Regions from separate parts of the Homo sapiens genome. Here region 2 is linked to region 1. The links are chromatin loops, found by intact Hi-C in ENCODE. Cell type or tissue: chondrocyte. All regions are shown on one strand. Links, peaks and the distances in the headings refer to the core of each region. The heading gives the core; the rest is flanking DNA. Region 1 has its middle 19 kb from the start of MIR9898. Region 2 overlaps LOC124902934 (a long non-coding RNA gene).

What was found. A loop is a pair of places that touch in the nucleus more often than their neighbours do. Peaks named below come from ENCODE experiments on the same cell type or tissue, not always from the same donor. Only the 100,000 strongest peaks of a DNase experiment are listed, where the experiment ranks them.
Region 2: it touches region 1 in a loop (9-fold over the local background); 2 of 110 quality-filtered maps call a loop at or near these places.

What each region holds. Positions count from the first base shown.
Region 1 is chr12:52,872,130-52,888,167 of GRCh38, forward strand. It overlaps the pseudogene RPL7P41. Among named protein-coding and RNA genes, the nearest start is that of MIR9898, 19 kb to the right of the region's middle. RefSeq lists silencers at 2,095-2,324, 12,676-12,970. In chondrocyte, for the core only: CTCF peaks have their summits at 7,597 (motif pointing left) and 7,818; a DNase peak (open chromatin) is centred at 7,513.
Region 2 is chr12:52,018,516-52,034,553 of GRCh38, forward strand. It overlaps LOC124902934 (a long non-coding RNA gene), which reads left to right. Exons shown (of 2, transcript XR_007063311.1): 2 at 14,253-14,958. It also overlaps a transcript of NR4A1 not described here. Among named protein-coding and RNA genes, the nearest start is that of TAMALIN-AS1, 19 kb to the left of the region's middle. RefSeq lists silencers at 5,006-5,465, 14,482-14,811 and enhancers at 6,172-7,109, 6,270-6,564, 7,110-8,047. In chondrocyte, for the core only: CTCF peaks have their summits at 5,381 (motif pointing left), 5,607 and 7,228; a DNase peak (open chromatin) is centred at 5,226.

The sequences.
Region 1 (16,038 bases), core at 4,336-12,335:
CAACTGCCTGATAAACCTCCCAGAATCTGTGCCAGCCTCCTGGCCTGGTGTGTTCAGTTGCTCCACTGTTGCCTGGATCTGACACTCTCTTCCCCTATCAGGCTGGGAGTCCCAGAGGCCAGGGCCCAAGCATCTCCTTGCTCTGGTCTTCAACAAAAGCCCTTAGGACCATATAGTCCACGGGAGGGGCACAAACCTGCTCCCTGTGAAAATGGGCAGTGGGGGAGGTGGTGGGAGCCCTGAGACTCAGGGCTTCTCTGGATGGGGAGACAGGAGCCCCAGGTTCAATCCCACTGCTGCTGCTACAGAATCACTGTGTGACCTCAGATGTGAAATTTTCTACCTCGAATGTAGACCCAGTAGCCTTGGGGGTCCCTTGCAGTCTCTGATACTAGGATTAGCTAGTAACCGAGGGTTCATTGTCGGGGGAAACACCAGGGCAATGGGAAAACACTACTTGGAAGACCAGGCTGGTATGGCCGTGATTGAACAGGAAAGGATTCTTACTGCCAGGGTCAGGAGCAGGGATGCCTTCTAGCTCTCCCTGGCTCTAGAGCACCATTTCCAAATGCCCCCAGCTCCAGGAAGGAGTTCAGGCAAGAGCTGGGGAGCTGCACAAGGCAAAGTAGAGCAGAGCTGCCTAAAACTGTCCAGGGCCCAGAGGGCCATTCCCAGGGGCTGGCGGTCCCCCTCGGGCTACTTCCCAGGCCAAGCAGCCAAATCCCCAAAACCGGAATCCACCAACCCAGAGGACCACCGCCCCTGCTGACCGCCAAACCGTCCCTGGAGAACCAGACCATTGTGCCCTCCCACCAACCACAACCACCCTGGGGGCCCCCACCCTGGAGCTCATGCTGTTGGGAGAGGGTAGGGCCTGATTTCAGGTGACAGTGGAGAAAGGATGGGGTGACTGCTCTTGGGGACAGAGAGTGGCGTGTTGGAAGAATGAAGGCGTCCTGTCCCTGGGGCTGAGTGGGAACCTGAGCAGGGCAGGCACCGCCCGACGCGGAGGCCTCCACCCCCAACCCAGCTGGGCTGCCTGCTCCCATCACACCCTGGGCAGTAAAACTTGCTTTTATGGTTGTTGCGGGGGTTGTTTTCCTTGGTGGTGGGGGCAGGGGGTTCTGTTTGTGTCTTTGTATCTTTGTGCAAATACACCTGTGTTGATATGTGCCTGCTCCTATACATGTATTGATGTCTGAGGTTTTGTGTGTGTGTAAATCTGCATGTGTCCATGCCTCTGTGTGTGGATATATCTGTGGGGGAGATCATCATAGCTACCATTTATTATTTCAATGTACTCTCCAGGTGTTGTTTCCTTTAATCCTCGGACAATCCTTTAAGGAAGATATTCTAGCTATCCCCATTTTACAGATAGGGCCATAAGGTTGGAGAGATCCGATAATTGACCCAAAGTCAGATCACCAGTAAGAGGCAGAACCAGGAGACTTCCCTCTACTGCTGAATGTGTCTCTCTGTGTGCCCGAAAATAAAGAGCTATATATGAGAATCGTGTAACATCTGTCTGTGTGTGTGTCTGCACCGTCTAAACCTGTGCATGTGTGTGGGGTGTGTGTGTGTGTTTTGTGGCCCAGGTGCAAGTCAGGTGCACCTGCCAGCAGCTGGCATCACCAAGGTCTTAGGGACAGTGGCCCTCTGAGCATATTTTCTGACTGTATTGTCCCTAGAACAATTTCTGAAGCAGATGACAGCGTGTGGTGTTGCTGACTGTGGACAGAGAACTTCTGCCGTCAAGACCGTAGCAGGAAATGCCCCTGTGCCCCTGAGCCTGGCAAACAAGGCAGCCTGTCTCCTTCAAGGAGGAGCTGAGTGCCCCGCAGAGACATTCCGGGAAGAGCTCAGAGGGGGGTAAGAAGGAAGAAGAGCGAGGCTGCCTCCCACCCCCCGCAGAGCCACCCGTGCCCCTAATCCACAGGTGGGAGTGGCGGGGAGTGGCCCCTCGAAGAGGAGCTGAGACGTCTCCGCTCGGTTCCCCTGAGAGCCCTGTGCTCCGTCACCGACAGCCTCTCTCCAGAAGTAGAGACCATGGAGTCTGGCTGGGTGCCGCGTCAGGGGTCTCTCGGGGCGGCTAGAGGCCCTGGGAACCTGGAAGCCCGCGGGGCGCGGCGGGGCGGGGCAGAGCGCTAGAGCCGGGTGGCGGCCGCCGATTGGCTGGGCCCGAGCGCTCCCACGGCGGCCGGGGGCCCCAGGGCGGCGCCGGCCGCGCCCGCTCCGCGGTGACTCATCCAGCACCCCACCTCTGGAGCTGGACGGGCGCCCGGCCTCTTCCCACCCCAGACCCGCCCGCTAAGCCGGGAGAGCCTGACTCAGCAGGGGGAGCCTGGCCTGCCTTCCGCCCCCTTCGCGTCCTCCCCCGGGGCAGAGGAGAGTGTTGTGGGGAGAATGCGTTTCTGTCCCTGTGGGAGAATTTGTCCCGCTCTAGGGAGGAGAATCTGGTATCTGTTCTTCTGGGAGACTGTGTGTCTGTCCATGGGCGGTGGGGCCTTCTGTCCCCACAACGGGAGGTTGTGTGCCTGTCTTTCTGGGGGTGTCTCTGTGTCTTAAGATCTTTATGAGTGTGGCCGATGGACTGTGGTCTTTTGGAATCTGCCTGTTGGTCTCTTTGGAGCATCACTGACCTCCACCACTCCAGATCATCTCTGTGCCCCCCTACACCCCACTTCCCCAGAAGTGGGGAAGAGCTTAGCAGCTCTGTGCCTCTGTCTCACAGCGGCCAGGACAGGCCCCTCAGGGGTTAGCTCTGAGTAATTCTCCAGCTCTGGCTCTGCCCCCTCCACAGTGCCAGGGCCCCTGAAGGTCTGGGGCCAGATGCTACCCTGCAGGCCAGGCTCAATCCCTACAGCAGTGCCTGAAATATCTCAAAGTGATTTTAAAGCAAGATCTCAAAAGTGATCTTAAACCAAGTGATCCCTCAAAAAGGGAAAAGGACCCACAATTGTCCAGAGACTACTGTGGGCCATGTGTGCCATGCTAGGAGCTTCGTGTTCACCTTATCGATGCTTCTCACAGCAACTCCAAAAACAAACATAATCCCCATTTTACCGGGGAGAAACTGAGGCCTACGTGGTGGCTCAAGGTCACACTGGCACAGTATATGAGCAAATCTGGATTTGAACCCAGGACTCTCTGGCTCTAAAGTGTATGCTCTTTCCACGGCTGTGGCTGTTCCCTGAGCGCCTTAGCCAGGAGTGGCCTCCACCTGGCCCCACAGCAAACCTGGGGGAAACTCCACCACCTCCACAGGGAGACCAGCCTTCAACTTCATCCAGGCTTTCCCATACCAAGAGAGGATCCCCCAGGACTGTGAGAGGGACTGGGGTGGGAAGGAGAAAGAAGCCAAGAGTCAGTACATGTGGGGTTTGGAGTAGGCAACAGGATATGCCAGATCCCGGGGCTGGGGAAGAGGACCCTGCAGCTCGACCCACGCACACTTTGTAGGACACACACACACACTCACATACACATGCACAATGGCTGCTGGACACAGTGCACAGATCCAGCTGTGGGGGTCATTGCAAAGATGCCCAGACACACACACGTGCATGTTTCATGTGGTGCACACCTGATATATAGAGCTGTTACCAACAGACATGAAGGAATCAGTGGAGTCATTACACACAGATTCACAATGGTGTGCAGGTCATTACTCACACACACACACACACACACACACACACACACACACACACAGTCAGAACCACCAAAAAGAGGATGATGAGGGAGTGAGAAGAACGTTTGAAGCTGTTGTAGGAACAAACCAGCTCAGGGGCCTGACCAAACCCACTCAAGCCCCGACCCAGAAAACCTAGACCTCTTCCTCTGCTCCCCACAGGCACTCACAATGGACAGCCCACCAGTGCCCCTCTGCCCTCTGGGCCTAAGACCCGGACTACTGATGTACACACAGAGGAACAGGCATGCACACACACATGCCTTTGAGAAAACACCTATGTGAACACAAACTCACAACAGATGTGTTCCCCAAACATAATATGCAAAAGCCACATAGGCCTTTCCAACAAGCATGTACACACAACAGTCACTCGGGCGCACAACCATCCCACAAACATATATCCATGCAAGACTCTCACACAAGCACATCCAGTGCCAGTCACACAAACACACAACCACCCATGCACTCACACAGACCCATGGATCCATGTACACAACGTAGGAAGGAGGAATACAAATGCACACACAAATCAAATGCACACGCAAATCAAATGCACACATGAGTTAAATGCACTCACGATGGGGATATGTGTGCACAGACCATGAGCATGACACACCTTCCTCCCACAGCACGCACCACTGCCCCTCAACCTTCCATCTTGGCACAAACAAGGCCTGGGCTTGCTCCATCAGCTCCATCTCCTCCATGCCTGAGACAGGCCCTGCCCAACCTGCCCCAGCCTGCTTGAGTGGGGCCCCGCCTGCTCCCAGCACCAGCTGCCAACCCAGCTCAGCACAGGGCAAGCTGCCCACTGCTCGGGCACGTCGCTGCCCCACCCCCTCCTCCTTAGGCCTGCCATCTCAGCATCTGGGCCTCAGCCTAGGCCGCACCTAGCCCATTTCTGCAGGTGAGTGGGTAGGCAGGGTGCTTGATCCCCACAGCTGGAGGTGAGGAAAGGGACCAGGCAGTTAAGACCCCACGAGGAAGGGGCAGCCTGGCTCAGAGCCTCTCACCTCCAACCCTGTGCCTTCTTTTTCATTTTTATTTTATTTATTATTTACCTATTCTGAGACAGGGTCTCACTCTGTTGACCAGGCTGAAGTGCAGTTGTGCGATAGCTGCCTGCAGCCCTGAACTCCTGAGCTGCAGCAATCCTCCTGCCTTAGCCTCTCAAGTAAGCTAGGACTATAGGCACATGCCATCATGCCCGACTAATTTTTTAATTTTTAATTTTTCACAGAGACAGGGTCTCACTGTGTTGCCCAGGCTGATCTCAAACTCCTGGCCTCAAGCAATTCTCCCATCTCTCAAAGTATTGGGATCATAGGCATGAGCCATCGCACCCAGCCCTTCTCCTTTTTAGGTGGACCCCTCCTCACCAACATTGGGTCCCCACAGGTAACTTCCTGGTTGCAGTCAGCAAACACATCTAGAACTACAGTTCCACTGTAAACAAGGTATTCTGTCCACACTGCCCCTAACCAACAAACACATCTACACACACACACAGACACACACACACACACACACAGGCTTTCAAGCACACACACCACCACTGGAACAGATACCTAACCAGCACTCCCTGTCACAGGCCCACAGCACACAGCCCTGCACGTGCAACTCAATCATATATACTCCCAGCACACCACACGGTGTCCCAAACCCCCATCTCACACATAGTTTCATGCATAGTCCCCATAAAATATGCACAGCTGGACACAGCGTCTCTATGCATGTCTCAACACACAGACTTGCACAGTGTCAGGAGGCTCTTGTCATTGTCCCAAACACAGTCATGCCAGCTCTGCACTGGGATAGCTGGCTCTGGGGGACAGGTCTTTGCACACTGCCCACCCATTGGCTTTGCAGTTCCAGGACATCGGAGTAGCCTTCGTTTTATCCCTGCTGCCCCTACCCAAGAGCCATGATAAGCCTGGCTGGGGCAAGGAGCTGCAAAATGTCACTGCCAAAGCCATGCCCTCTCACAGACCAGCCCCTCAGGCATGGGGAAGAAAGCAGAAATAAGCCAATGGCTGGTAAGAGCTCAAAACCGTAGAAGCCCTATGGCACCTGAGGTGGACCTGGGAAGAGGACACATAAACCCTTGAGCCTGCTGGCCCAGGAGGGAGCTGTGCAAGGGCCGGGCAGACCCAGGAGGGAGCTGTTCAAGGGCCCGGCAGACCCAGGTGCTGGAGTAGTAGGGGCAATGACGGTGGCAGGAAAGTCATCAGAGATAGGGCCTGAGGTTAAAAAGCAGTAACACCCCTAGAGCAACTCAGGGCAGGCCAGGCCCTTGGAGGGCGCCAGACTCTCCTCCCTGTGCCCTTCCCCCTCCGCCTTTCAGCTTAGGAGTCAGGCAGCAGGTGTTCAAAATGCTCCCACTAGCCTGGGCGACGTGGTCAGAACTTGTCTGTACAAAAAATAAATAAAAATTAGCCAGGCAGGGTGGCACACATCTGTGGTCCCAGCTACTCAGGAGGCTGAAGTGGGAGGATCACTTGAGCTTGGGAAGTTGAAGCTGCAGCTGCAGTGAGCCTTGGTCACACCACTGCACTCCAGCCTGGACAACAGAACGAGACCCTGTCTGGAAAAAAAAAAAAATGCAGCTCTCACTGGGACTTCTGGGGGCTGACTCTGCTCTGCTTCCTGACATGAGTGCTGGTAGCATGATCTGTTCAGTTTGTGAAACTTCATCACACTGTAGACTTATGACTTGAGTACTTCTCTCTATGTATGTTACACTTCCATGAAAATTGTTTTTGTTTTAAATAAATCTCCCCGTGTGTATGAAGCTCCACATCTTTCTGGGTTGGTGTGCACATGTCTGTCTGTGCCTGTCTGTACCTGTCTGCGCCTATGCACATACAATCTCCCATAGGAATTATTCCTTGTCTCTGGTGCCTGAGGCCCTCCATATGTGCACCTGACAGTACACACACGCGCACACGCATGCACACACCCACAGCCCCCTGCCTGCGTGTCTTCCCTCCATGATGGCAAGGCTGCCGCTGCAGAGGGTGGGGAGGGAATGTAGTAAGGCCTTTCTTTCATTTAACAGCAGATATTTACAACCATCTGCTCTGTGCCAGGCACGGGGATACAGAAGCATTCCAGTCAGACTGGGCCCTGGCCAAGCTCACCGTCTGCTGGGGAGGCTGTGGTGTGGTGAGAAGGGCCCTGTGGGGTAGCACAGGGTAGGGGGAGCCCAGCCTCGGAGGGGCAGGGACGGCTTCCAGAGGAGGAAATCCTAACTAAATTGGGAAGATGAAAGGCTCACAAGTGGATGGGTCAGCCATAGGAGGTGCATTGCAGACAGGGGGACAGCAGGCACAGGGGCTAAGGGTGTGAGGGGGTGCGACTTCCTCAGGGAACCCCCAGGGGATTCAGCTGCCTGAGTGGAAGGCCACGGCAGAGGTGACTTCAGCGGGGTCAGGCGGGCCTGGAGTGCCAAGCTCAGGGGCTTGTGTGTCTCCAAGGAAGGGTTTGGGCCAGGCTGGGACATGATTGGGATCAACTGGAAGGAGTGCTGTGGAGGAAGGCGCACTGAACTGAGAGTGAGGACACGGAAGTTCTCACCCTGGCTCTGCCCGATGCTGCCCAACTCCCCTCTCTGAGCCTCCAAAACGACAGCGTGCTGCACCTCGGAGCCGCTGGCTCACAGGCGGCTGCTTTCTCCTGGGGCCTGTCTGCTGCCGGCTTGCCTGTCCTCCTGGGTCCTGCCCACGCGCTTCTGCCCCCAGGCCCGTGCAGGCGTGGACCTCCCGCGAGGGCCTCAGCAGTCTCCAGGACAGAGAGTGGAACCCGCCACCTGCTGGAAAGGCCGGAGCCGGCGCAGAGCTAGCGCGGGGCAATGTGGCGCCCTCTGCGGGGAGCCCCTGCTGCCTCGCGCCGGCACTCAAACCTCCAGTACACAGTGCAGTGGAGGGCACACCAGCAGCAGCACGCCTGTCTCACCCTGCTCCTCAGTGCCCTCCGCCCTCAGCTCCCCCCACCCACCCCCCACCATGGCCCCTGCGTTGCCAAGGGCACAGGGCATAGGAGGACGTGGACTGATCCACCCCAAGCTCCGCTCACCAAGTCATGCCCTAGCCTACATTTCCCATGAGGATGGGAGCTTCCTCTGATTTGCACAAAGCCCCCCTGTCGGTTAGTGGTGGCCTGCAACCCAACAACCTCCCAAGTCAGCCTCCTGGGATAGGGAGGATGTAGTGAGGGGGTGGGAGGGTGTGCAGGCTCGGCTTCCAGAAGCCGGGAGAGCAGTTTCTTTCCCTGCTCCTCTGCTGCCTCCTAGTGGATGTCTGATGTCTCTCCGGTTTGCACAAATCCATCCCGCTTCGGTCAATCCTAGCCGTCTTGGTGCCCATTCTTCAGAAGTTCAAGCAGGCTGACAGCAGGCTGCAGGGAAAGAGGATAATCTACGGCTGCCCACGCTTCTCTGTGTCCCTTGGGTCCCCAGCACAGCACTGTCCCCCAGTGCCAATACTGGATTCTCAAAGTCTAGAAATGAAGGCAGAAGCTGGTGTTGGAGATTTTGCCCCTTTAATCAGCTGCACCTCAATCCCCTCTGTGCTGGCTCAGGTTCTTATGCTGCAGGAATCAAGGCGAGCCTTGCCTCTCTGGCCTCGGTCTCTCTGCTGTGTTTCCTGTGGCTTGTTTGATTTTGTTCAGGACAGGTTGTTTTGTTTTGTTTTGTGTGTTTTGGGTTTGTTTTTTTTGTTTTGTTTTTTGGCTTTTTGTTTGTCTGTTTCGAGCCAAGGTCTAGCTCTGTCACCCAGAATGGAGTGCACTGGCACGATCTCTGCTCAATGCAAACTTTGGCATACCCCCCCAACCCCCGCCCCCAGTCAAGTGATCCCAAGTAGCTGGGACCACAGGCATGCACCACCACCCCCGGGCGTGTGTGTGTGTGTGTGTGTGTGTGTGTCTCAGGGTCTCACTCTGTCACCCAGGCTGGAGTGCCATGGCGTGATCTCGGCTTACTGCAACCTCTGCCTCCCAGCTTCAAGCGATTCTCCTGCCTCAGCCTCCTGAGTATCTGGGATTACAGGTGTGTGCCACCACACCCAGCTAATTTTTTGTGTTTCTGGTAAAGACAGGGTTTCACCATGTCAGCCGAGCTAATCTCAAACTCCTGACCTCAAGTGATCTGCCCGCCTCGGCCTCCCGAAGTGCTAGGATTACAGGCATGAGCCACTGCGCCCGGCCCCAGCAATTTTTTTTTCCTTTGGTGGAGATGGGGTCTAGCCATGTTGCCCAGGCTGGTCTCAAATGCCTGAGCTCACGCAATCTGCCTGCCTCTGCCTCTCAAAGTGCTGGGATTACAGGCATGAGCCACTGCACCCCCAGCCATTTTTTCTTTTGTTTTTTGTTTGTTTGTTTGTTTTTTGTTTTTGAGACAGAGTCTTGCTCTGTCACCCAGGCTAGAGTGCAGTGGCACGATCTCAGCTCACTGCAACCTCTGTCTCCTGGGTTCAAGCTGGGTAGCTGGGATTACAGGTGTGCAACACCACACCCAGCTAATTTTTTGTATTTTTGGTAGAGACAGGGTTTCACCACGTTGGCCAGGCTGGTCTCAAATTCCTGACCTCAGGTGATCTGCCTGCCTCAGCCTCCCAAAGTGCTGGAATTACAGACGAGCCACCGTGCCAGCCCTCTGCTCCTACCTTGTTTGGATTTTGTGAGATTCCATCTTGAGCCTGGAGAACGGTACATGTATGTGCTTCCTGTACTGAGTAAAAGAGAACCATTCAAAGGAGGGGAAATTGAAGAGGAAAACTAGTAGACAGTATTGGGGTTACAAACGTGAGCCACCCCGTCCCTGGCCGTTTTTTCTAAACATTTGAATTAGTTGCCAACATTTAAAAATCAGAGGCATATGCAGGAGGATCACTTGAGCCCAGAAGGTCGAGGCTGCAGTGAGCTATGATGGCAACCACTGCACTCCAGCCTGGCAACACAGCAAGACTCTGTCTCTAAAAAAAATAAATAAATAAAATAAAATAAAATGAAAATAAAGAGATTTCATGTAAAAATCCAAATTTCTAATTTATTTTGCAAAGTTGAAAATTCTGGCCACTCTGGAACCACATTCCCAGGTGGCTATGATTGGCAGAGGGTGAGTAAAGAGGCTGCCTCAGATCTGATCCCAACATTTGAGGAACCAGGAAAAGGTGCAAAAGGAGAGCCATAGTTCCCAGCTCTTCTCACCTCAGCTCCTTCCTGCAGGCCAGGGGCCTGGCACACAAGTCTGTGGATGCCCCAGCTGCTCTTCCAAGTGCTATCTGTACTAGGCCAATAGAAATATGTAAGTAACCATCCTGGCTAACATGGTGAAACCCCGTCTCTACTAAAAACACAGAAAATTAGCTGGCTGGCCATGGTGGCTCACGCCTATGATCCCAGCACTTTGGGAGGCCAAGGCAGGCGGATCACGAGGTCAGGAGTTCGAGACCAGCCTGGCCAACATGGTGAAACCCCGTCTCTACTAAAAATACAAAAATTAGCTGGGCGTAGTGGTGGGCACTTCTAATCCCAGCTACTCCGGAGGCTGAGGCAGGAGAATCGTTTGAACCCAAGAGGCAGAGGTTGCAGTGAGCTGAGATCATGTCATTGCGCTCCAGCCTAGGCGGGGCGAGACTCTGTCTCAAAAAAAAAAAAATTAGCCAGGCGTGGTGGCATGTGCCTATAGTCCTAGCTACTCAGGAGACTGAGGCAGGAGAACCTCTTGAACCCGTAAGGTGGAGGTTGCAGTGAGCCGAGATTGTGCCACTGCACTCCAGCCTGGGCAACAGGGTAAGACTCCATCTCAAAAAAAAAAAAAAAAAAGAAATATATAAGTAAATTAAATACAAATGGAAGCCACTTATGGAACTTTCTAGTAAACACATTTTAAAAAGTAGGTGAAATTAATTTTAATAATATATTTTATTTAACCCAATATACTCCAAATATCATTTCAATATGTAATTAATATAAAAAATTAATAATATGATATTTTACATTCTTTTTCCCTTATATTAAGCCTTCAAGATTGAGTGTACAATTTATATTCTCAAAACATCTCAATTCGGATTAGCTGCATTTCAAGTCACGTAGCCATATGTGACTAGTGGCAACCTTACTGGACAGTGCAGATCTAGACACCCCTAATTCTCACCCCAGCTGCCCCAGGACTAATAGTATGCAGGAAGTGGGGCATGGGGAAGAAGTCCAAGCAGCTCCTGGAAGAATGCTTAGGCCATTTGGACAGGACTTCAGGACACAGGCCCTTTCTGGGCATGTGCACTCCCTGGACCCCTCGGATTTCTCACCCGGGGGGAAGAGCAAAGCCAGAGGAGAAACAGAAAATTAAACCACACTTGTGTCTACATTTCAATCTATGTGAGAGAATAAGAGCCCCATATGCTTCAAAAAAAGTAAGGCAGGCTGGGCGCGGTGGCTCACACCTGTAATCCCAGCACTTTGGGAGGCCAAGGCGGGTGGATCCCCTGAGGTCAGGAGTTCGAGACCAGCCTGACCAATATGGTGAAACCCCATCTCTACTAAAATGACAAAAATTAGCCGGGTATGTTGGCATGCGCCTGTAGTCCCAGCTACTTCAGAGGCTAAGGCAGGAGAATTGCTTGAACCTGGGAGGCGGAGGTTGCAGTGAGCCAAGATCACACCACTGCACTCTAGCCTGGGTGACAGAGTGACAGTCCGTCAAAAAAAAAAAAAAAAAGTAAGGCAAAGCATAATTCTTTGTGAACACAAGGAATATACCAAAGTTTCAATGAGCAAACAGCATTATGTGTCTGTCTACATTTTCTTTTTTTTTTTTTTTTTTTTTGGGAGATGGAGTCTCACTCTGTCACCCAGGCTGGAGTGCAGTGGTGTGATCTCAGCTCCCTGCAACCTCCACCTCCTGGGTTCAAGCGATTCTCCTGCCTCAGCCTCCCTAGTAGCTGGGATTACAGGTGCACGCCACCACACCTGGCTAATTTTTTGTATTTTTAGTAGAGATGGGGTTTCACCATTTTGGCCAGGCTGGTCTCGAACTCCTGACTTCTTGATCCTCCTGCCTTGGCCTCCCAAAGTGCTGGGATTACAGGCGTGAGCCACCATGCCCAGCATAATGTCTGTCTGCATTTTCTTATAGACTTACTTTGTTCTTTTACCTTAGCTGCCTGCCCCCATTGGCATTTAAGATTTTTATTCCCTTGGCCAAAAAATAAATAAATAAATAAATAAATAAATAAATAATAAAAAACCAAGGTCTTATATTCTGTCAACTTTTAACAATGAGAGTCAGAAATATGCCTAAGTATTGATGTTATCTGAGCATTAAGTTTGAGGATAGGCCAGGGCATGGTGGCTCATACCTGTAATCCCACACTTCTGGAGGCCGAGATGGGCGGATCACTTGAGCTCAAGAGTTCGAGACCAACCTGGGCAACATGGTGAAACCCTGTCTCTACCAAAACTACAAAAAATTAACTTGTTGTGGTGGCATGCACCTGTAATGCCAGCTACTTGGGGGGATGAGATGGGAGGATTGCCTGAGCCCAGGAGGTAGAGGCTGCAGTGAGCTGAGACTGAGCCACTGCACTCCAGCCTGGATGAAAAAGTGAGACCCTGTTTCTAAAACAAAAAAACAAAAGTTAGAGGCTAGCCACCCAGATGGCCTCCCAGAAAAGACAGACTTCAAAGGAATGGAGTCAGTGTTCCCAGGGTTTTACTTCTATAGGCAGAAACAGGGAAGTCTAACAGAGTTCCACATTTTCCATACAAAGCCCGTGCATAGGTCACACCGATTTGATTGATTACAGCTTGCTACATTCCAGAGAAGATTGCGTTAACATTCCATGAGGAGGGGTAATGATCTGAGGGAGTCTTATCTCTGACACTATTTGGTTATTTCTAATCTTTTACAGGAAAAGGAGGAAGTCACAGCTGCATGTGTGTGGCACGGGCCACATAGTTATCCTCCACTCAAGGCTCAAAATAATTTAAGTTCCAACACCTTTAAGTTTGAATTATTTAATTTCACAAGTCTTACTGTTTTAATAAATACCCAAAAGTAGACGGAGCTGGAAGGAAATGTAGTGTCAGGGGACCACCTGGAAGCCAGGAGACGGTGGCACTGCGGGGTGTTTGGCTGGACACTCCCCACAATGCCCTCCAGGGGGCGCCAGGAGCCTGGATAAAGAGACCCGCAGGAGCAAAGGTGGTGACTGTCCCTCTCCACCCCAAGGCAGGCCCAACTAGCATGGTCCCACTCGGGTCCTCTCCTCCAAGCCTGCAAGTTTCTCCTAAGTTAGAAGCATCTGGGCAGGAAAAATAATCTGGAAAAAGCTCAGGTTTAGAGCCCTTTGTTCTGATCCATGCGGCCACCAAATAGCTAGGCAACCCTGAGAGTCTGCCCCTCCGGGGCCTATAAAATGGGGTTTTAATCGGCCTCACAGGGCACATGTGTGGATCAAACAAGGCAGAGCCTTCCTGAGTGCTTTGGAAACTGAAACCCAATACAGACATGAGGAGGAAAACCTGAATGGAGCTCTTTCCTGGCTGGAACCATGGAGGTGTCCTGGAAAAACCTGAGCTTTTTTCCATATTATTTTGCCTGCCTGAGAAAGAAGTTTGCCCAAACGATACTTCAAAAGGCAAGGAGAGCCAAGCTCAGTGACTCACACCTGTAATCCCAGCACTTTGGGAGGGCCGATCACCTGAGGTCAGGAGTTCAAGACCAGCCTAGCCAACATGGAGAAACCTCATCTCTACTAAAAATACAAAAATTAGCCGGGCGTGGTAGCAGGCACCTGTGATCCCAGCTACTCGGGAGGCTGAGGCATGAGAATTGCCTGAACTCAGGAGGCAGAAGTTGCAGTAAGCCAAGAGCACACCATTCATTGCACTCTAGCCTGGAAAACAAGAGCAAAACTCTGTCTCAAAAAAAAAAAAGAAAGAAAGAAAGGCGAGGAGGAAGCTTATCTATGGAAAAGTGAAGCACTATCACAAGGAATATAGGCAGATAGATAGAACTGAGATTCAACTGGCTCAGATGGCAAGCAAAGCTGGCAACCTCTATGTACCTGCAGAACCCAACCAAGTTGGCGGTCATCAGAATCAGAGGTATCAATGTGTGAGCCCACAGGACCAAAAGGTATTGCAACTTTTTCACCTTTGTCAAATCTTCAATGGAAGCTTTGTGAAGCTCAACAAGGCTTCCACTAACATGCTGAGGATTGTAGAACCATATATTGCATGGGGGTACCCAAATATGAAGTCAGTAAATGAACTAATCTGTAAGTGTGGTTATGACAAAATTAATAAGAAGTGAGCTGCCTTGACAGAGAACACTTTGATTGCTTGACCTCTTGGTAAATACAGCATCATCTGCATGGAGGTTCTGATTCATGAGATCTATACTGTTGGAAAACTCTTCAAAAAAGCAAATAACTTCCTGTGGCCCTTCAAATTATCCTCTCCATGAGGTGGAATGAAGAAAAAGACCACCCATTTTGTAGAAAATGAATGTTGGCAACAGGGAAGACTACATCAATAGGCTTATTAGAAGGATGAACTAAGGGTCCACCATAATTTTTTTTTTTTTTTTGAGATAGAGTCTCACTCTGCTGCCCAGGCTGGAGTGTAGTGGCATGGTCTCGGCTCACTGCAACCTCTGCCTCCTGGGTTCAAGCGATTCTCCTGCCTCAGCCTCCTGAGTAGCTGCCACTACACCTGCCACTACACCCAACTAATTTTTTGTATTTTTAGTAGAGACGAGGCTGGTCTCAAACTCCTGACCTTGTAATCCGCCCACCTCGGCCTCCCAAAGTGCTGGAATTACAGGCATGAGCCACTGTGCCCGGCTACCTTGATTATTTTTCTAATCTGGTCAATTAATAAACAGTTCCTGCTTTCAAAATGAAAAAAAGAAAAAGAAAACCTGAATAGAGGTTATGGAAAGTGAATGTGCTGCCCTGGGGTGGGTGAGGGACACAGAAGGGGTCAGAGAGATAGTTCATCTCGAAGGGGATCCTAAGGGAAAGAGCATGCATCTTTATTTATAGTTTGCAAAACATCTTTACGTGCATCACCTTAATAAACATTACTGCCTTTAATCCTCATGAACACACTGCAATCTGATTGTCCCCATTTCACTGGCAGCAAACTGAAGTTCAGAGCAGGGAGGCAACATCCTCAGGGTCATAGATCCTGTGTGACTGGCAGAGCCAGGGTGCCCACCTAGGTCTTCTGCCCCCTCACCCAGGGCTTATCCCACTGTGCTGACTTTAATCATGTGTCCCTTGCAGAGGATGCCAGGGCCCATCTTCCTGAAACTGCTTCCATCAACTCCCTTCCTTATTCCCCATGCCTCAAGAAAAACAAAAAAAGAAAAACAGTCCAGGCAAGGTGGCTCACACCTATAATCCCAGCACCTTGGGAGGCTGAGGTGGGTGGAGTACCTGAGGTCAGGAGTTCAAGACCAGCCTGGCCAACATGGTGAAACCCCATCTCTACTAAAAATACAAAAATTAGCCAGGTGTTGTGGCGCGCACATGTAATCCTAGATACTGGTGAGGCTGAGGCACAAGAATTGCTTGAACCTGGGAGGCAGAGGTTGCAGTGAGCTCAGATCGTGCCACTGCACTCTAGCCTGGGCAACAGAATGAGACTCCATCTCAAAAGAAAATAAAAGAGAAAAGAAAAGAAAAAGAAAAAGAAACAAGAAAAGAAAAGGGCCGGGCTCGGTGGCTCACGCCTATAATCCCAGCACTTTGGGAGGCCGAAGCGGGCGGCTCATGAGGTCAGGAGATCGAGACCATCCTAGCTAATGCGGTAAAACCCCATCTCTACTAAAAATATAAAAAATTAGCTAGGCGTAGTGGTGAGTGCCTGTGGTCCCAGCTACTCGGGAGGCCGAGGCAGGAGAATGGCATGAACCCGGGAGGCGGAGCTTGCAGTGAGCCGAGATTGTGCCACCACACTCCAGCCTGGGTGTCAGAGAGAGACTCCATCTCAAAAAAATAATAAAATAAAATAAAGTAAAAATAAAAATAAAAAAAAGAGAAGGGAAGGGAAGGGAAAAGAAAAGAAAGAAAAACAATCTCCAACGTCACCCACTGCTGCTGAGATCAACTACAAATATCTCAGCCCTGCATCCCAGGCCTCTGTGACCCACCAAAATGTCCAGAGAATAAAGTGGGTTGGCTCAAAGGTATTGTGAAAAGCACCAAGTCCAGCCCCTCTTCTTTGTTCAAGAAAAGGGGACCAAGGCCCAGAGAAGGCAGGGATTTCCCAAGTGTCCCAGAGCAAGCCAAGAATGTGGAAGCCAGTTTGCTTCCCCGCCAGTGTTTTCTCTG
Region 2 (16,038 bases), core at 3,124-11,123, 850 kb before region 1:
TGTGAGGGCAGGAACCCAGCCTTGTTTGAAGTTGCACCTCCAGGGTCTAACAGAGCCTGGCACACAGGAGGGGCTCTATTAACTCATGCTGATGAGTGAATGCCTCCTTGGGGCCAACCCTGCCTAGGGGTAACCATCACCTCCCCACCTCTGAGCCCCAGGGGCTGGGTGAGACAGCCCCTCTTCTGCTCCATCTGTAGCTGGCATCTGTAGGCCCTTCTCTGAAAATCCCTTTGGGGCTGGGTGGCGGCCCCAGCCAGGGCACCTGCACCTGGCCACCCTGTCCTCCCTAGTCCCAGGAAGGGAGGACATTTGATTAAGAAAATGGAGATTCCCCAAGCTCCCTGTTTTAACAGCTGCTCTGTGACGATGACAAATATTGGCTCCCAGGGGCTCAGGTCTAGGGGAGGGGCCCCCTCACACCTTTGTTCCCAGATACAAGGCTGCCAGGAAACCAACTGCCTGGGCATAGCCTGGCACCTTACAGGGGGTGGAAGGCTGCAGGGGCCTCCCTAGATTTCTCCTCCGAGTAGAGAGTCCAAGTCCCTTGGCCACCAGTCTGTCCCCACCCCCTGCCATGTAGCTATTCCCAGGAGTGATGTCGGTGCCCCCTCACCCAGGCTGATGGGGACTCCTGGCCAGCCGTGAGTTCATAGGGGAGGGTGAGGGGTGCCCAGGGCGGGGCTAGATCCCACCTCTCAGCTGATGGGATGACGGCACCAGCACAGCAGCCTCCTGCCGTGTAGGTGGGTGACAGGGAGTGACTAATGTGCGAGCTGCGATGCTAAAAATTAACCCAGGGATCGTGTTTGGCAGAGGGGGTGGGGGTGGATGGGAAAAGGAGCAGGGACTCAGAATATTGTGTGGTCGGTATTTCCCCTGCCCTGCCACCCCTCCTTTGCCTCCCACCAGCCTTCTGCTCCTCTCAAAGCCTCAGGGAACTCTGTGGGAGCCCCTCCCCCATGCTAGGGCAGAAGGGGCTCCCAACAATTCCAGGGAAGGACAGAGGCCTCCACTCCAGGCTTCATGCATGGTCAGGGGAGGGACATGGCCCTGCTGATAGGGTTCTGGTCTGAGGTCCCCACAGAGCCCTGCAGAAGCAGCCAGTGCGCCTAGCAAGGGCAGGTTCCCATCATCAGGCTCGGGGGTGGGCAGTGGGGGTGGCAGCTGCACCACAAGAAAAGAATAGGTGGCCAGGCGTGGTGGTTCATGCCTGTAATCCCAGCACTTTGGAAGGCCGAGGCAGGTGGATCACCTGAGGTCAAGAGTTCAAGAACAACCTGGCCAACATGGCGAAACCCCGTTTCTTCTAAAAATACAAAAATTAGCCAGGCGTGGTGATGGATGCCTGTAATCCCAGCTATTTGGGAGGCTGAGGCAGGAGAATTGCGTGAACCTGGGAGGTGGAGATTGCAGTGAGCCGAGATAGCACCACTGCACTCCAGCCTGGGCAACAGAGCGAGACTCCGTCTCAAAAAATAAAAAAAAGAAAAGGATAGGTGACTTCTGTGTCCCTATGTGCTGGGCTAACACTTCCACATCCATTACCTTACTGAGACCTCACAGTACATCTGAAAGCTCTCTATTTGACAGATAAAGAGACTGAGAATTAGGTTAAGGCAGCATAGCTGGCGCCTGGCAAGGCCAGGATGCTCTCATGCCTGTTTGTCTCTATAGCTTAGGGTGGTGAGAAGGAAGTCTTCCTGGAGGAAGGGGTGTGAGGACAGGGTGGAAGAGATGGTGAGTAATGAGCTGAACTTCTCAGGCTAGGGGCCTCGCCTGTGGAAAAAGTGGTATTGGCATGGTGGGTATATGAGGTATATGAGAGGTAGGACCCGAAAGAGCAGGTCCAAGGTTTGCCAGGGAGCAGTAGGAGGAGGGGCCAGCCCAGAGAGTTCCCGGTTCCATGCATGCAGGTGCTGTGCTGGAGGGAGGGAGAGCATTCCCATCTAAGGGGAGCATAGGGGGGCTCTGGAGACTTGGTGGGGTCCACAAAACAGGGGAGGTGGGCTTGGAGAAGAGCTCTGCTAACACATGTGGGAAAACTTATTAGAAGGAGTGAACCTCTGGACCCTCCCATTTCCCCTGGAAACCAAACCAGAGACCTTGCGCTGAATGGCAGCAGGAGAAGAGGAAGGACAGCAGGAGGCCCCTTCTGCTGCCCAGCCCAAGCTCATGAGGCTGGGAAGTGAGGGAGGCTGTGGGATTCCCCAGCTCAGGAGAGACGTCAGGCTGGCTGGCTGGGAGGCTGCCTGGTCCTGCACCGACAGGTGGATGAAATGACCGTAAGTGGGGAGTGATGGGCTCAGAGAAGTGAGACAGAAAGGAAGCTGAGGGCTCTGGAGGGGCCACGGAAACCCAAGAGAGTTCCTCAAGAGAGTAAAACAGCCAGAGTGCAGCAGTGTGCTGACCCCTGGTGGGGAGCCGGGACCATACCAGGTGGAGAGGGGCACAGAGCAGGGCTCTCCCATCAGCCAACCATTGGGAGCAGCCTCCCTCCCTCCTTAGAGCCCACCTCTTCAGCCCTTCCTCAGCCTGCTGCACGCTTGTACAAAGTGGAGCCTCCCCTGAACCCCACAATCATTTATCTGAAGTGCTCAGACACCCTCCCACTGCTTCTGGTCCCAGGGCCTCTCCTCACTCCACCACCCAGATTGTGGGCTCCCAAGGGAGTGAACCCCATCTCATGCCAGCACTGATCGAAGGCAGGTACGTCTGAATGAATGAATGAACAGTTGAGTTCAGAACATCTAACTAAATGACTAAATGACTCCAACCAACAGACCTTCTCTGCACAGAACCCTGTGTGGTATGAAAGCTCATGGACTGGGGTTGATAGTGGAGAGGAAACATACTTTTCAACAGCAAGATGCAAGAGTGTTTTTATTATTTATTTATAATTTATTTTTATTTTTAGAGATGTGTCTTGCATGCAATCAATATGGGGACCTCCCAGGAGCAGGAGGCCACCAGGTTGCCTAAGACATATGAATTTTTGCTTTCAGGGACACCTCCTAAGCTTCAGTGATCCATCTTGGAGTTGGCCTTTGTGGGGAGAACATATAAATTTATGCAAAAAGTAAAAATGCAAATACTGCCTCTGGGTCTCTTTCCCAGCTGCTCCCCTACAGAGTCACTTAGCCTTTAGTGACTCACAGTTGATCTGGTCCACTCAGCAACCCACAGAGTGACAGCCCACCCAGGTCCCAGCATACATAGCATCTTCTTCTGGAGCCCCCCAAATCTCACTCTAATTGAGGGCTTGGCTGGAGCCACTCTCTCTGAGGAGTGTGGTCTCTGGGCAAATAAGGCAAGACCAGTGGCTGGCAGCTACAGCAGTCAGTAGGGTGGGGGACATTTAACAGCAGATAGGGCCATACTCCTACTCTTGCCATTCTTTTTACCCTTCCCCTCCCCCTTGCAATTCTTTTCTGTTTTTTTTTTTTTTTTTGGTTTTTGAAACAGGGTCAGCTGGGTGCGGTGGCTCACGCCTGTAATCCCAGCACTTTGGGAGGTTGGTAGATCACTTGAGGTCAGGAGTTCAAGACCAGACTGGACAACACAGTGAAACCCAGTCTCTACTAAAAATATAAAAATTAGCTGGGCGTGGTGGCACATGCCTGTAAACCCAGCTACTGGGGATGCTGAGACAGGAGAATCGCTTGAAGCTGGGAGGTGGAGGTTGCAGCGAGCAGAGATTGGGACACTGCACTCCAGCCTGGGCAACAGAGCGAGACTCTGTCTCAAAAAAAGAAAAAGAAAAAGAAAAAGAAAGAAAGAAAGAAAAAAAAAGAAACAGGAAACAGGGTCTTGCTCTGTCGTCCAACCTGGATGCAGTGGTATAATCACAGCTCACCGCAGCCTCAATCTCCTGGGTTTAAGCGATCCTCAACGTTTGGAGTAGCTGGGACTGCAGGCGTAGGCCACCACCCCAGGCTAATTTTTGTATTTTTTGTAGAGAGAGGTTTCGCCATGTTGGCCAGGCTGGTCTCAAACTCCTGGGCTCAAGCAATTCTCCTAACTCGGCCTTCCAAAGTGCTGGGATTACAGGTGTGAGCCACCACTCCTGGCCCCCTTGAGATTCTGATCCAGGAGTTCTAGGGTGGGCTGGGGCGTTGGTATTTTTAAAGCACCCTAGGTGCTTAGTGAGTCTTTATTGAAAGGATGTTGACTGAAGATAATTCTGGAGATCTCTGAGCTCCCTCCCACACAGATCCTTGGGACTCTAAATACTGGCCGAACTCGGCCCCCTGAGGCTGTGTCTTCTTGGGGAGCTAAGGACCTGTGCCTCCCACTGGCCCGGAACCACTTTCTGCTTCCTGGTGTAAGCTTTGGTATGGATGGTGGCCGTCTCCCTACAGACTGGGAGCTGTTAGAGGGCAGGGATCCTAGCTGACACATCTATGTCCTCGCCTTGGTTGGAGGTAGGTATGGGTGGCGGCGAGGGAGGAGATGGGGGTGGGGCTCAACACACTGTCCAGCCCCTGTCGTCTGGCTGGGTATCGCCAGTGCTCAGGGGCGAGCGGAATGGAGAGGAGGCGGGGCTGGGGCGCACAGCCGGCAGGGGATCCCTGCCGGAGTCTGCTTTTCACGGGTTCCCGTCTAGACCAGAGTTGGGGCTCAGCTTGGAGAGATGGGACAGGTGGAGGTGCTGGGGGTTGGAGCCCCACGCGCTGCTCAAGAGGCTGCAGGCTGGCCTTCAAGGCCTGGGCTAGACTGCGGCGGTTGGGGGCTGGCGGTGCGGCTCGGGTGGAGTCCGCCGGGCACCGCCCTCCCTCTCCACCCTCGCCCACCCCGGGGCCGCGAGGCTGTGGGTTGAGCTGCAGAGGCGAGCTCCCTCCTGGGCGTGCCGCCGCCGCGAGTGGGGTGGGAGCGCAGAGGGGGCCTCGGGGTTATGCTTTGCTGGGATCTGGGAAGGAAGCAGGTGGCAGCGCCGGAGTGAGTAACCGCCTCCCGAGGCAGCTAGTCCCGCCGCCTCAGGAAGTCCTGGCGCCGTAGCGCACCGCCGCCCGCCACACCGGGACCTTCCCCTCGCACTAGCCCGCCCCCACCCCGCCTCCATCTCGCGCTCCCAGCCGCAGACACGGGCGCCTCTGCACTCTCAACCCCTCACCCACGCAGACCCTGGCCCGCCGGTGACCTCCCCTGCGGCTCCTCCTTCTGCCCCGGCCCAGCCCCTCCCCTGCTGCTCCTCCTCCTGCCCCGGCCCAGCCCGTCCACCGTCCTCTCATCCCCATGGCCTCGAACCCCAGCCTGCCGAGCCGCTCCTCACAGGGTGCTGTGGCTCCCCGCTGCAAAGGGGCGGGTCCTGGTAGGGGGCGTGGCCTGGCCGACTTGCGGGGCGGCGGCGCCCTCTGCCGGCAGACTCGGGAACGGCCACACTCGTCACCTCGCCCCCGGCCCGGCTCCTGGACCCCCCTGGACCTCTCTGCCAGCTCTCCTCTCTCCTGGAAATGCGCCTGCAGGACTCGGAACGTGCAGAGGTCGGTCCTGGCCCCAGCCGTGCCACGGGCTATCTGAGGGAGAGTCGCGGCCTCTCTGAGGCTTGGCTTCCTTTCCTGTGAAATGGCTGTGGTGAGGAGCAAACGCTCAGCAGTGAAGAAGGACCCTTTGTAACCGCGAAGGAGCCTGTGAGTGTGAGGTATGGTTGTTATCAACGCTAAGGGCAGTCTTTTGCCTTCTGCGGGGGTGACGACCATCCTTCTCCCTGCCCCAGCCCCACAGTGGAAGGAAAACATAAGTCACCTCCAGAGATTATCACATGCAGTGGATTGCTTTCAGCCTTTTTTCTGAATATAAAATATACATATACGTATTTTAATACAATTGTGGCCCTTCTCTACGTGCTGTTCTGTGCTGCCTTTTTTTCTCTCTCTCCAAGTGCTTAACTTATGTTTTAAAGCCCAGATTCGGCCAGAGGGGTGGCTCACCAACACTTTGGGAGGCCAAGGCCGGAGGATCTCTTGAGCAGAAGTTCAAGACCAACCTGAGCAACATAGCAAGACCTCGTCTCTACAAAAAATTTTTAAAAATGATCTGAGTGTCTGTAGTCCCAGCTACTGGAGAGGCTGAGATGGGAGGCTCGCTTGAATCCTGGAGTTCCAGGCTGCAGTGAGCCGTGATTGTGCCACTGGCCACTGCACTCCAGCCTGGGTGACAGAGTGAGATCCTGTCACAAGAAAGAAAGAAGAAGAAGAAAAGAAAGAAAGAAAAAGAAAACAAAAAACCAAAAAGAAAAGAAACAACCAAAAAACTAGAGTCAGACAAACCTGGATTTAGGTTCTTGCTCTGTGACTTTATATTTCCACCCTTGAGCAAACCACACAACCTCTACCTTCCTCAGCCTCAGTTTCCTCCTTTGCAAAATGGTGGTAATGCCAGGAATACCCACTTCACAGGCAGCGGTGAGGCCCCGCACACAGCCCAGTGCATGCTGGTTAGGGCTCTCCTTTTGCTTCCTGAGACTGCACGAGCTCTGCCTTCTTCATGCACCACGTGGTAAGGAAGGAGCTGGAGGCCTCCGCCTCTCGGACCTTGCTCACTGCTGCTTTTTTTTTTTTTTTTTTGACAGAGTCTCTCTGTCGCCCAGGCTGGAGTGCAATGGCACAACCCCGGCTCACTGCACCCTCCGTCCCCCGGGTTCAAGTGATTCTCCTGCCTCAGTCTCCCGAGTAGCTGGGATTCCAGGCGGCCGCCACCACGCCCGGCTAATTTGTCATATTTTTAGTAGAGATGGGGTTTCGCCATGTTGGCCAGGCTGGTCTCGAACTCCTGACCTCAGGTGATCCACCTGCCTCGGCCTCCCAAACTGCTGGGATTACAGGGGTGAGCCACCGCCCCAGGCCTCTTTCGGCACTGCCCTCAACCACATGGGCCTCACTGTTCTTCCGGCGTACCCAGACTTTCCCCATCTCAGCGCCTTCCCACCGGTCCTGTGTTTCCATGGCCTTTCCCCGGGTAGGGGCCTTTCTTTTCCTAGCTTCGCTCAGTTCCCTGCTACATTGTCGCCTCCTCGCAGAAGCCGTCTCTGGCCGTTCCGTATCGCTAGCGCCCTCTATCATTCGCTAGCAGCTCACCCGGCTCTGTTTTTCTTCATTGCACTTCTCGTTATGTGCCGTTCTCTTATAAATGTTTTTGTCTTTATCCCTCCCATAGAAGACACCTCCATGAAAGGCCAGGGCTTTCCGAGGTTCTTTTCCTCTGTGGTTCCTAGAAGAGGGCCTGGCACATAGCCGGCCTTGGCTAGCTTTTTGCGTAAATGTGAAGGGATCCACCTTCCTCCCTTATAAGAGGTAGCAGTACCTCCTGTTACCAGCAGAGGGCACCACCGTACAGCACTTGGGGGCCGCAGGGGATCCTGCTGGGATGGGAGGTATTTAAAAAGCCCACAGGCCTCTCCTCCCATAATGTGGGCGCTCCCACAGCTGGGACCGGAAGCAGGAGGGCCCCCTGCGCTAATCTGCCCTGGCAGCAGCGAGCTGGCACGCCCTGGGTGCATCATCCGGTGTGCTCTGGTGCCCAAGGTCGGAATACCCTCACTGGTGGCTTGGACACACCCCTGAGCAGCTGATGCTTCTGGACAGATCACACCCTGTCCCGGGCTCTCAAAATGAGGGCAATGACATGAGCTGCACTGCTCGCTCACGCGTTTGCTGTGAGGTTGGGACAGGAGTGCATGGGAAATGTTTTATGAATGTAAACATGGGACAAATATAATTTATGCACGCCTTTATTGGTAGTGCAGCAGATTGACAACAAACGAGGGGAGAAGATAAGGTATTTAAAGGAAATTGCAAGGCTAAATGAAGGTGGGAATTAAGACAGTGAAGGAGAACGAAGAAGTTAAAAATAACAACTACCTTTCACCAAGAGCTTATTAGGAGCCAAGGCAGAGGAAAGTGATCTCCAAACATTGTCTAATTATAGCCAACACTTACATGGTGCTGACCTCATGCCAGGAACTCTTTAAGTGCTTTATGCATAAAAACTCACTGGATCCTCACAACAACTCAGGGAGGTAGGTCATATCGCTGTCCCGTTCTACACAAGGAAACTGAGGCCCGGACAGCTTAAGTGACTGGCCCAAGGCCACATAGATAGACAGGGCTGGGCAATCTGCCTCCTGGAATGTGCTCTTAAAGCCCCACAGTCACAGCCACACCAAAAGGGAGATATTGTTATTATCATTCCATTTCCCAAACAAGCAACTGAGGCTTAGCAGATGTACAAAGCCCGCCTAAAGCCACACTGGGAATATGTGTATTTGAGCCCAGCTTAACCACCCACCAAACTAGGCCTGCAGGAGCTAGGAGGGGCTTCAGGAATGTGCACAGGTTCTCTCGGAGGGCAGCAGCAGACATACCCACTCTTCCTCTGAGCGGGGAGGGGAAGGTGAGAGCACAGAGGCTGGGCAGGGCTGATGGGGTTGAGGAAGAGGCTGCTTGGTGGCCTCAACTCCATGGACCGCAGATGGCCAGGCATCTTCTGGCCAGGAAGTGAGAGGTGTGTTGATAGGCACAGTGGCTGTCCACAGGGATTCCAGCCAGAGCTGTGGGCCCCCCACAAATCTCCATAGGGAGACTAGGGACTGAGGGGTGGGCCTTACAGTGGGAGGTGGGAGCAGCCCCATCCCTACCACAAGTGCCCCTTAGCCCAGCCCTGACTTCCAGCCCGTTACATAAGCTGCTGCATACCCAGGCCTGGAAATAGCTGAGGCTGTACCGGCTGGGCTGGGAGACGTGATGAATGGTCCCCAGGAGCATCAGCTGACCGCCCTGTGCTCCTGAAGTGACCTGAGGGCCTGCCAGCAGCTCGGGTTACCCAGCTCTCCCTGGGAGGCAGCCCTGCCTGGTCTGCTGAGGATGGCTCTGATGTGATTCTGTGTCTGGACATTTATGGTTCGAGTGCCCGCAGGATGGTCCCTCTCCCAAGCCTGAGCAGCTAAGGCAGCTCCCAGCCACGCTGTGCCCACTGGCAGCCTCTGGATGCTGGGAGCCAGGGCCTTGCCCAGAGCAAGCACTTGGATCTCTGCAGACAGTCAGCACTGGGAGGGCTGAGAGCTCTGCTGCTCTGAGTCCTGTGCTAAGGGCCCGCAAGGAAAGAGGAAGAGGAGCCTGAGAAACTCGGGGTGCACGTGGGGGCTGCAGGTGTCATTCCAGGGCTGCACTCCACCCACATCCCCATGCCTCCTGTTTCACGGCCCACTCTGTTACTGAACTGGTGGCCCTGGGCACAGGGGGGCACCCACACACTCTGATGCCCACTGCAGAGGGCAGAGCCACACACCCCTCCAGGGACTAGGCACATACACCCTTACTTCTGAGAGTAACGTGGCTAGGCTCAGGAGTGTAGGAGGGCGTTCTCCCAGCATATGGTGATCATATGTTAAGAATTATTATTATGTTGGTCAGGTGCGGTGGCTCACACCTGTAATTCTAGCACTTTTAGAGGCTGAGGTGGGAGGATTGCTTGAGTCCAGGAGTTTGAGACCAGCCTGGGCAACATGATGAAATCCTGTCTCTACAAAAAATACAAAAATTAGCCGGGCGTGGTGGCATGTGCCTTTAGTCCCAGCTACTCGGGAGTTTGAGATGGGAGGATCGCTTGAGCCCAGGAGGTTGAGGCTGCAGTGAGCCAAGATTGTGCCACTACACTCCAGTCTGGGTGACAAAGTGAGACCCTGTCTCCAAAAAAAAAAAAAAAAAAAAAAAAAAAGAAGAGAGAAGTATGAATGATTATGGCCATGCCAATTCTGTGCCTTTAAGATACCTGCTTAAGGGGCCGGGAGCAGTGGCTCACGCCTGTAATCCCAGCACTTTGGGAGGCTGATGCAGGCAGATCATGAGGTCAAGTGATCGAGACCATCCTGGCCAACATAGTGAAACCCCGTCTTTACTAAAAATACAAAAATTAGCTGGGCGTGGTGGCTCATGCCTGTAGTCCCAGCAACTTGGGAGGCTGAGGCAGGAGACTTGCTTGAACCCAGGAGGCGGAGGTTGCAGTGAGCTGAGATTGAGCCACTGCACTCCAGCCTCGTGACAGAGCAAGACTCCGTCTCAAACAAAACAAAAAAACAAAAAAGATACCTGCTTAAAAGACAAAAAGACCAGGCCAGGCGCGGTAGCTCATGCCTGTAATCCCAGCACTTTGGGAGGCCGAGGTGGGTGGATTACGAGGTCAGGAGTTCAAGACCAGCCTGGCCAAGATGGTGAAACCCCGTCTCTACTAAAAATACAAAAATTAGCTGGGCGTGGTGGTGGGCGCTTGTAATCCCAGCTACTTGGGAGGCTGAAGCAGAGAATTACTTGAACCCGGGAAGCGGAGGTTGCAGTGAGCCAAGATGGTGCCACTGCACTCCAGCCTGGGTGACAAAGCGAGACTCCATTTTAAAAAACAAAAACAAAAACAAAAACAAAAAGACCAAAATTCAACTTCTCCCTAAAAATATTAATGCTTTAAGTGAAATTATCTCTCTAGTATTCCCCAAATCCTTTAGTGGAATAGGCATAATAGGCACTCCCAGGGAGCTAGGACCTGTTTACTCTGATTCCAGGACCTTCTGACAGGTGGGAAGCCCCCAGCTGGAGAAGTGTGGGACATTTTCTAAAAGAGCAGTGGAAAGTGAGTGAGTTGCCCCATCTGCCTGACCACAGATTGCCTGTCCAATGACAGGAGGGACGCATACATGCACACACACTCCACCTCTCTCCTTGGTGCTCAGATGTGGGGGCAGAATTCCCCTCCAAACGCCTGCAGCAGCATTCCCTGAAGACCCTGCCTGTGCCCAGACCCTGCCCATGACTTTGCACCCTCCTTGTGTGCCTGTGGGTCCTGCAGTTCTGAGCCCATGGCCAAGGCACAGGGGAAACAGGCCCCTAATGTACTCCAGAGACGGCCGGTGTGGTGGCCCACACCTGTAATCCAACATTTTGGGAGGCTGAGGTGGGTGGATTGCTTGAGCTCAGGAGTTTGAGACCAGCCTGGGCAACAGAGTGAAACCCCGTCTCTACAAAACATACAAAAATTAGCCAGGCATGGTGGCATACACCTGTAGTCCCAGCTACTTGGGAGGCAAAAGTGGGAGGATCACTTGAGCCAGGGAGGCTGAGGCTGCAATGAGCTATGGTTGCATCACTGCATTCAAGCCTGGGCAACAGAATGAGACCCTGTCTCAAAAAACAAAAACCACACACACACAAGACAGAACACCAGAGAGCTAAGGAATACCTACCCCTCTGCCATATAAACCTGTGTGGGGAAGGGCTTGGCTTCCTTCAGTTCCCTCCCGCCTGCCTCATGTCTCTCCAGGCACTCTCCCTTGAGGGTTGTCACCGGTAACCAGAGCTGGCTCCCCTGGTGAGAGCAGGAGCAGCGTTACTTAGCAACAGGCACAGCACACAAAATCCAGCTAATCTGGGCTGCCCCAGTGGCCAGCCCTCCTACAGCCCTCAGGGCGGTGGCTGCTGGCCAGCAGCACACCCCTAGAAGTGGACACTTATAAACTTCTGCATCTTTCTACCCCAGCAAACCCTAAGTTCCAGCTTGGGCAAGAAGGACTCTTGCACACAAAGGCACAAAGACATGGGCAGGGTGTGGGCACAGGCAAGGTCTTCAGGGAATGCTGCTGCAGGGGCATTTTCTCCGCCCTCCCTGTCCCTCTCCCCTTCCTTAGGCCCTGTCTCCCTTCACAGTATCTACAGAACTCTCTGAGGCGGGGGTCCCAGCTCTGCAGCAAGCCATGAAATGAAGGGCAAATCCCTTCACCTCTGGGTAGCTCAACTTCTCTGGGAAGCAATAACATAGCAGCTCAGTGTAAGGACTTTGAGGCCACACTGGTCTGGATGCAAATCCATGCTCTGCTACTTCTCAGCTGTGTGACACTGGACATGTTTACTTAACCTTTTATTTATTTTTTATTTTGTATTATTTTTTGAGACGGAGTCTTGCTCTGCTGCCCAGGTTGGAGTGTAGTGGTGCAATCTTCGCTAACTGCAACCTCCACCTCTCAGGTTCAAGTGGTTCTCCTGCCTCAGCCTCCTGAGTAGCTGGGATTACAGGCATAGGCCACCATGCTGGGCTAATTTTTGTATTTTTAGTAGAGACGGGGTTTCATTATGTTGGCCAGTCTGGTCTCGAACTCCTGACCTCATGTGATCCGCCTGCCTTGGCCTCCCAAAGTGCTGGGATTACAGGCGCGAGCCACCACACCTGGCCTACTTAACCTTTTAGAGCCTCAGTTTCCTCAATACTAAAATAGTGCCCACCTTAGATGGCTGCTGAAAGAAGAGACAAAGGAAAAAAGTCATCGGCACAGAGTCTGGCACAAGGGCCTGTGGATTGGGCTGAGTGCTCCTCTCGCGCATCCCCAGCTCTGTCCCCCTTAGTCACTGGCCTCCAGCCACTTGCCTTACTCTGCTGCTCTAACAAGCTGGCACTCTTTCATTACTGTTTCCTCTCCCTGCAACTTATCCCTTTCCCCTAACTCTCCACCGACAAACTCCCCTCAGTTTATTTATTTTGAGATAGGGTCTCACTCTGTCGCCCAGGCTGGAGTGCAGTGGTGCTGTCACAGCTCGCTACAGCCTCAGACTCCTGGGCTCAAGTGATTCTCTCACCTCCGCCCTGAAGTAGCTGGGACCATAGTCCCGTAACACCAAGCAGGCTATTTTTTAATTATTATTATTACTTTTAGTAGAAACAAAGTCTCCCTTACGTTGCCCAGGCTGGTCTCAAACTCCTGAGCTCAAATGATCCTCCCATCTCGGCCTCCCAAAGTGCTGAGATTACAGGCATGAGCCTCCAGTGGTGCCCAGCCTTCCCTCAGTTTAAAAGCTACTTCCCGCCAGGCACAGTGGCTCACGCCTGTAATCTCAACACTTTGGGAGGCCGAGGCGGGCAGATCACATGAGGTCAGGAGTGTGAGACCAGCCTGGCCCACATGGTGAAACCCCATCTCTACTAAAAATACAAAAATTAGCCAGGTTTGGTGGCATGCGCCTGTAATCCCAGCTACTCATGAGGCTGAGGTAGGAGAATGGCTTGAACCTGGGAGGCAGAGGTTGCAGTGAGCCGAGATCATGCTACTGCACTCCAGCCTGGGTGACAGAGTGAGACTCCGTCTCAAAACAAACAAACAAACAAATAAAAAAGCTACTTCCTTGGAGAAGCTTTCTCTTATCCATCCCTTGCGAAAATTACAGCTGCCTGTTAAATATCTCACTGACATCCTCCATTTCATTTTCTCTTTATGGTTGTGATGGTTAATTTTTTTTTTTTTTTTTTTGAGACGGAGTCTCGCTCTGTTGCCCAGGCTGGAGCGCAGTGACGCAATCTCAGCTCACTGCAACCTTCGGCTCACTGCAATTTCCGTCTCCTGGGTTCAAGCAATTCTCCTACCTCAGCCTCCGGAGTAGCTGGGATTACAGGTGCCCGCCACCACGCCCAGCTAATTTTGTATTTTTAGTAGAGACGGGGTTTCACCATGTTGGTCAGGCAGGTCTGGAACTCCCGGCCTCAAGTGATCCGCCCGCCTCGGCCTCCCAAAGTGCTGGGATTACAGGCTTGAGCCACCGTGATGGTTAATTTTAAGTGTCAACTTGACTGGGCTAAGGGATGCTCAAATAGCTGGTAAAATGTTATTTCTAGGTGTATTTGTGAGGCTGTTTCTGGAAGAGATTAGTATTTGAATCAGTAGACTGAGTAAAGAAGACCGCCCTCACCGCTATGGGCAGGCATAATTTAATCTGTTAAGGACCTGAATAGAATAAAAAGGCAGAGGAAGGGCAAATTTGCTCTTCTTTGAGGTGGGACACCATATTTTCCCTGCTTCAGACATCCATGCTCTGATTCTTGCACCTTCAGACGCGGACTGGAACTACTCCAGCTTGCGGAGGGCAGATCCTGGGTACTTCTCAGCGTCCATAATCATGGGAGCTAATGCCTCATAATAAATCTTTTTCTATATCTCTGTATATCCATCCTATTGGTTCTGTTTCTCTGGAGAACGCTGGCTAACACCATGGCACTTACTGCTTATGTGCAAGATTGTTGAACATTCATCTCTCCTACTTGGCTGTCAGCCCGGGGACAGGAGCTGTGTCTGTTTTGTTCTGTGCTGTGCTGTGTTTCCAGTGAGAGGGCTGGCCTAGGTGTTTCTCCGAAGTATGTTCCAGCTTTCGGTACCTCTTTATTTCTTATTTCTTCCTTCCCCTGCTCTCCAAGTTGACCTAAATAGTTTTTGCACCTTTTCTTAGGTTCACTGAATCTCCAAGCAGCGAGGTGTATCTGGAAAGACAGCTCAAGAATTAAGGGTGCTCACCCTTAATTACACTCCATTTTCCTCAGGACAGGCTGGAACAGATTTGGGATGGCGAGCCCCCAAACCAGCACTCTACAGATTTCGGGACCCCTCTTAACTCATTTCCCCCATCCTCCCAATGACGTCTATTCGCCTGCAGCAGACCCGAAGGAAGCTTCGGCTCAATGGTTCATTTGCATGCGCCCGTGCTATTGGTCGGAGGGGCGGCACCGTAGCCAATGGTGTGCAGGGGTGTTGACCGAGCCGCAGCTCTGCGCCGCCGGGTGAGGTAATGGAATCCTGGCTGGACCTGCTGCGGCTCCCTCCGGACTGGCTAGTGACGTAGCGGCTTCCCCGGCCCCACCCCGCCCAGCCCGGCCGCCCCCGGGAGCGCAGCTGGGGCTCGGCCCTGTTCCTTCCGGCCCGGCGTTCCGGTCGCGGGCCCCTCAGGGAGGACCCGCCGGGCCAGATCCCATCTCTGGCGACGCGGAGAAAAATCTGGAAGCCGTCGTCGGAGGATGACCAAATCCTCGCTCCTCTGGGAGTGCGATTACGGGCCTCTCACTTCGTAAATCACGCAGGCCTGAAACGCTCACATTTGTTTACCACGAGCATGTTTGATTTTGTAATTTAACAAATAAAATTGCAGAGGATTTTTAAGAGCCCTGGCCTGGATTTAGGGGAAATCTCGCATTAATTCCAGCTCTGCCATTTCCGGTCTGGAGACCTTGGCCACTTTCTCTTGGGGCCCTGACGCCTTCCATGGCAACTAAGTAGAGCAAACGTGGAAGTGCTTCGAAAACACCAAGTGGGGTCTCCTCATCCTTATGCAATCTGGAGAGTGTAACCCCATCTGGGCGGTGTCTCTGGACAGCCCCTGAGCCCTGAGACAGCCCCAGGAAGACCCGTCTTTGTGTCTCTATTTTTTCGGCCCTTAAATTGCTCTTAAGCCTGGGGAGAGGTCGGGGGACCCCGGCCAGGTAGTTCTTGATCCTCAAGAAGAGGAAGGAAACCATGAAGGGAATCCCTTCCACAGCCCCTCTCCTTATTCAGGGCCAGGGCCTGAGCAGGGGAGCCCCTTCTCTGCCCAAATGCCCTAGGGAACCCCCTTGACATCCTTTTACCCCCGCCCCCGAGGGCCAGGATGGAGGTGGAGTGGAAGGGTGTCTCCTAGGTGGGGTGGAGTTTCAGATGCTGTGAGATGGAAGGGCACCTGGGGAGGGCCACTGAGAGTCTGGCTTATGGTCCTGGGTCCTGTGGCTTACCTTGGCCCACTACTTCCCACCCTCAGGATCTCAGCCCTGCCCTGCCGCATACCTAAGGTTTGGGGGCAGCCTCTCTCCTCCATGGAGTGCCTTTTCTCTATACCCTGCCTGGTCCTGTCTCTTCTTTCACACTGGGCCCTACATTCTCTTCCTCCAGGGAGGCCTCTTGAGACTAGTCCTCTAGATTCTACCCCAATGCCAGCTCAAGGCTTCTTGGAGGCCACTTCTTGGATGTCCTGGCAATGTTTCCATACCTATTCTTGTGTCCTGCCTCCCCATCAGACTAGGAGCCAGCTTTCTGTGTAGGAGCTTGTCCTCTAGGAACCTCCCACAATGTGGGGCGTCACTGGCCATGGTGGCCTGTCTCCCCTCTGCTCCGACTCCCTGGGCCATGCACGTTGTTCACCTTTTCTCTCCTCACCTTTCCTATCTGCAATAGGGGCTGTGAAGCAGTGCCTGTAGAAAGGAGAGGAATTA